2 separate regions of the Homo sapiens genome follow, and region 1 is linked to region 2. Evidence: chromatin contacts called from ENCODE Hi-C or POLR2A ChIA-PET data. All regions are on one chromosome and are shown on one strand. Each heading gives the region's core, a stretch centred on a gene start or an enhancer-like site at or near the end of the contact. The rest is flanking DNA. Distances are from core to core; before and after follow the strand shown.

Region 1 (2,700 bases), core at 68-2,567, 370 kb after region 2:
GAGTGCAGGGCGGAGGCTCTGCTGTGATTCATGGTTGAAGGGAGTTTATTGGAAGTTAGCTAATAAAAGCTCCCAGCTATACTCAAGCATCTGTGTTCTCCCTGGCTGGCAACACACCCTACATAATAGTTGGTGTGATGGCAGAGTCGAGTGGAGACACAAATATCTATCCATCACACCAAATTCATTGGGTTAAACTCCCATCACCCAGAGCTGACCCTTTCCTTCCGGAGGAAGTAATGAGCTAGAAATAAGTGCTATCGGAAGCTGAGTCTAAGTAAATCTGTAATCACAGACATTTCAAACGGTAGCTTCCTTCAGTTTGGGCTTTTCAAACAGATGGATACTCTACCATGAAATTGCCAAGATTAAAAAGAGAACACTAGTTTAACACACATGGCTGGGGAAATGGCCGGGGCCATCTACAGAGCAGGATTCCCACATCTTGGCCAGAGACTTGCTCGGCATTCATGGGAGGTAAACAGCCCCAAAGAAAAGCAACTGCATTTCTTTCTTGGTCTTCCATGTTGGCAGAGGGGAGACAAATGAGGACACTCTGGTTTGGGGATGGCATGAATGAACCACACATGTCCATAAATAAACCCGGAGCCCTCCAAACACACTGCTTGTTTGTTCACACAAAAGCCAGCCTGGCAGCCCTCTGGCCCAGCCATGTTCACAGTTGGATCCTTAACGCACTGTGAGTGTTCAATCAAACTTTTAGTGGTGAAACTCTGGGAGCAGAAAGCCAGCTAAGCCCAAATGGTCCCTTTGCTTTTCCATCTTTTGTGGCTGCCTGGCTGTGCTCTTACGGGTTTTGTTGTCAACAAACTCCTGGCTTGCCTTTGAGCACTCCAAATTATTGAAAATGACTACAGCTTAAGACTGGCAGGATGATTGTTAAAAACAGCCCTGGCATTAATCATAGCTTAAGAGCTTTTGGAAAATGATTCTAATTCAGAAGGGGTGGCTTACAAAGAGCCTTGTCGAAAGTGAAGCAGACATCAAATTCTGAAAGGCAAAAAGCCTCCTTGGTACCCACACCTGGCTTCTTCTGCAATCCAGTTGGCAGAACTGCATGGGGGGCACGGCTTACCCCACCAGCTCACCCCATCTGAGACCACCTTGGGTTTTGCCCACGAGTCCTGTATCACCCCTACCTCTGATATGGGGACCTTGAGATGGGAGAGACTTCAGGGAGCACCAGCAGTTACAGTCTTCCTGGCAGTCCTGGGACTAAGGAAGAGGTGGCCTTGTTTTCTGTCAACAGTTGGCATGCCTTAGACCAGTGCTAAAATAAGCTGTGTGCATAGAGGCAGCTGCGTAGGCAAACACATGGTCAGCATTTGCAAGGAGCCAGGCAGGGCGACGAGCTAATACTTCTGCCTTTTGCCTGCCTGGCACAACAAAGGAGAATGATTTTTGCCATCAGCATTCTCCCTATCACGGAATCATTGCACAATTTAGTATGATTAATGGTTTCCATTTAGGAGAAGCTGAGAATGAAAACAGTGGGGGAGTGGTGGCACTCGCTGGGGGTGTCTGCGGGTGATACTAGAGTGAAAGGGAGAGAGAGCTGGCCGTTGCCTGCCAGCCTGTATCTTCCAACCTTTACTTCCAGGCACGACTGGGGAGACACGGTGGGGCAGAGACACATGGCTTTTGACATGCTTTTGCAGAAACAGTCTGAAAGCTGCAAACTTGTGAGGCACTGTTTGCTGTTTCATTCTTGCATCCTTCCCAATGTTTGTGACTGTGAAGCCACTCCCTTTTACCTGCCAAAGGGAGTGCCAATCCCAGAAGTTCCTAACTAAGGGCTGGGGCTGAGAGTGGTCAGGGCACAGTGATGAGGATAGTGGAACTAACTACACCACTTCTTGACATTCCTGATGGCCACGCGGGGATGCCACACAGGGAGGGAAGGACCCCACCCATGTGCTGGGACTGTAGGGGTGGCCTCCAACGTAGCCGTCTGTCTCTGGAGCACCCAGCTGGTGGTAGACCTAGTCTCAGCTCTCATCGGGTGGCTTTCCTGGGAGTTCTTCTTCTCCCCTCAGTAGCATCCTTTTATTTCCACTTCTGTAGGCTTCTTTTTGGGTCTCACGGCTGCTGCAGGTGAGTGGTGAGACAAAAGGTGCCATAGCCAGGGACTTGTGGGTGCTGATGGAAACCAACCAGGAAAACACAGAGAATTCAAAAGGGTCTGCATTTTTTTTTTTTTTTTTTTTTTTTTTTTTAAGGCATAGCCTTTGTAACTGAAGCCAGATAGAGAGAAAATTGGTGATCTTGGCTGGGGCTAACGTGACTCAAGGCCCTTCTCGATGCATTGGTGTCTCTGCAAGGAAATCTATTATTTTCCATAAACTGTCTTAAGCATCTCCCGGGCTACATTTCTGGCTGTGTTAAGAATCAAGCCATCAAGAACAGCTGTGAATGTTATACAATTTCAGCAGCAGCAATGGGCTTTGGCAGGGAAGTAGGAGCAAAAAACCCAAGTAGGACATTTCAGTTGACAGTAATGGCATTTTCCCTTCCTTGTCCAAACGATAAAAGATTCATGTTCCTAATTGCAACACTATAGCTGCCCTCATCACTTTATTCTGGGAGAGGAGGTTAGAGAAAACAGGCCTAGAGAGAGGGAGAGAAAGAGAAAGAGAGAGAGATGGATAGTAATTTCGTCACTAGCTAACAGAGACTGAT
Region 2 (2,700 bases), core at 84-2,583:
TTAAAAAATTTATTTTAGATTCAGGGTATACATGTAGAGATTTGTTACACTGATATATTGCATAATGATGGGGTCTGGGCTTGTAGTATAAATCTTAAAGCTCTGTTCGCATATTAATTATTGTTGCTCTTTATTCAGTCCTTGAAGAATTTTTTATTTTCCAAAACCAAGTTTTAATTTCAAATATCCATGGGAGGAGTAAACTTTTATGTATATTATTATAGCTAAAACCTTGGAGCTTAGAAACTGAAAATAAGTATCAGAGAAAGACCTAGAGTGATACCCTTAGACACATGTAGAAGCTACTGAGATAAAGTGGTTAACTGTTTCCTCTGAAATTCAAAAAAAAATCTCTTGCAACCCCCTTTCTGTGTCCAATATGTAATAATAGTAAACCAAAGGCATAGTGAATCACCCACTTGAATACAATTTCTGTTGATTTACTTATCTAGCAAATATCCCACAAGAACCTAATGAGTGCCAGGCTTTCTGCTGCTTTCTGGGAATGTAAAGATGAACACATTCCTGGTCCCTGCCTTCACAGACCAAACAGTCTATAGGCAGAAACAGACATGTAACTAACCAATCCCAACATAGAGTGATGAGTGCTCAGATGAGCAAAGTGCTGTGTGAGATGTGTACCATTGGAATTGCTGGAGGAAGGCTAAGAGCTGTTGAGCAGGTTAGGCAGAGCACTGGTGGGAAAGGAGTTAAAGTTTTCCAGGCAGATGGAAAAGTATGGTGAGTCTGCAGGGGACTGAAATATGATTTGTTTGGAAAATTTTAAAAAGTTCAGTATAGATGAAGCACAGAAAGCTGGAGATGTAAACGGAATCTGTGTTAATAGGGATCCGTGTGCCACAATAAGAAAGTTGGCCTTTAGGCAGGAAGCAATGGGTCATGGAAAGGTTTCCTGTAGGAGACTGGTATTCAGTATCGCATGACTCACGGTGTATTAAAATAAATCTTGATGTGACTGATCTCCCTCCTCACCCAACTAGGCTATGGGTTCCATGGGAGCTGGATAATGTCACATTAATCACTATATCCCAAGTGCCTAGCATACAGCAGACAGTGTCCCTCCTCTTAACTTCCTGGAACTGCTCTTGAAATAAACTGACATGAAATTAGAAAGGTGAAACGAGAGTTTAGTGGAAACCAGGAGGTGGCCTACCGTGTCTCTTTTAGCTGACACCCCACCTTCTTCTATTTTCTCTCCTTCTGGGCCCACAGCCCAGCAGAACAGCCTCAGACTTCTCAAGGAGATGCTTAAATAAGGGTTAGTAAGGTAGCTTCCGCCAGGTCACGAGGTCCTCAGTTCACAGCAGGCATTTTGGCACCCCTCCCTCCTGTATTTATGGCACGTGGAGCTCCTCAGGCTCAGCACCCTTTCCCTCCAAGCACACACTCATTCTCAACACATGTTGTCTCAGCAGAGCTTCCCTGGCAGCTACCATCTATTAACCAGAGTTTGCTCTTGAGATGAAATCTATTTGCTGTGCCAGAGCTAAATGAATTCCATGAACCTTTCAAGTGAGCCATAAGACAGGGAAGACATTTCATTCCAGCAACTTTATTAGATGGTGTCCGTGAACTTTGGGACGAATAATGCTTATATTATAATACTGTGGTTGAAGATTTTCATACTAAAACAATCTTCATGTGAAGTTCTGAGGCCCACATCCTTGAGCAGCTAGTGTCAGAACTAGACAAGTCACTTAAAGTAATTGCTTCTGGGCCAAGGCTCGGATCTCCTCTTTGATGTCTGAAACAGCCAATATTTTGTCTGTCTGTGTAGAAACCATGGTTAAACTGAGAAACAATCTAAACCGAAGTTAAATTGGCTATCAGACTGCAATTGTGCCCAGATCCTTCTATTTCTTTAGGTCTTGCTTCTGCTTATATTTCCCTTATTTATATATATATCTAAAAGAGAATACTGCTCTAACATACATTTGTGTTTTAATAAAAACCTATTTCACTAGGAAAATGTCAAGCAATATTTGAATCTTGTGTATTTAGCTCTGAGATTTTTAATGATAAATGGCAGCACAAAAACCCCAAAATTTCTGTCACCAACAGGTAACAGTTACCTGAATTGCAGCTACTGTCCCCAGGAAAATTGGACAAACTTTTAATGACCTGCCCTGTAATCTTCATCTCTTTCTCTCTTTGGGCTCCTCCTTCCCTCTGTTTCTTTCTTTTCTCCCTTCCCTTCCCTTTTCTTCTTTCCAGAGTCTTGCTCTGACACCCAGGCTGGAGTGCAGCAATCTTAGCTCACTGCAATCTCTGCCTCTAGGGTTCAAGTGATTCTTCTGCCTCAGCCTCCTCAGTAGCTGGGATTACAGGCACATGCCACCATGCCTGGCTAATTTTTGTATTTTTAGTACAGACGGGGTTTCACCCTGTTGGTCAGGCTGGTCTTGAACTCCTGACCTCGTGATCCTCCCGCCTTGGCCTCCCAAAGTGCTGGGATTACAGGCGTGAGCCACTGCACCCGGCCGGGACTCTTTCTTTTTCTGCCTTTTGCTACTTTTCATAGTTAATAAACCATATCTCTTTCATGGCTCTCCAGTTTGCCCCTGTCTCTAAGTTTCTTTGTGTTGCTCTAGTCTTTGTTAACATTTCATCTAGTCCCTTGATCTTCCTGTCTTGACTGTGTCCATCTCTTTCAATCTGTACCTTCCCAGGCCCGGGTTC

The links. A loop is a pair of places that touch in the nucleus more often than their neighbours do. ChIA-PET counts read pairs that join two places held with the same protein, here RNA polymerase II (POLR2A). Pooled maps may share reads with other maps.
Region 1: a pooled map shows a loop between it and region 2 (2.3-fold over the local background). The contact joins two enhancer-like sites. A Hi-C loop is called at or near these places in 2 of 50 pooled maps. POLR2A ChIA-PET finds 5 or more read pairs at or near these places in 3 of 52 experiments (HEK293T, activated CD4-positive, alpha-beta T cell and activated T-cell).

The regions. Positions count from the first base shown.
Region 1 is chr11:115,166,999-115,169,698 of GRCh38, forward strand. It overlaps CADM1 (cell adhesion molecule 1), which reads right to left. Exons shown (of 12, transcript NM_001301043.2): 12 at 2,238-2,700. Among named protein-coding and RNA genes, the nearest start is that of CADM1-AS1, 230 kb to the right of the region's middle. Within about 2 kb of position 1,318, at least 6 of the 41 ENCODE cell types and tissues checked have a DNase peak (open chromatin) inside an H3K27ac peak, as active enhancers do.
Region 2 is chr11:114,796,179-114,798,878 of GRCh38, forward strand. The region is part of intron 1 of LOC105369506 (a long non-coding RNA gene); the gene reads right to left. It also overlaps a transcript of NXPE2 not described here. Among named protein-coding and RNA genes, the nearest start is that of NXPE2, 120 kb to the left of the region's middle. Within about 2 kb of position 1,334, at least 3 of the 41 ENCODE cell types and tissues checked have a DNase peak (open chromatin) inside an H3K27ac peak, as active enhancers do.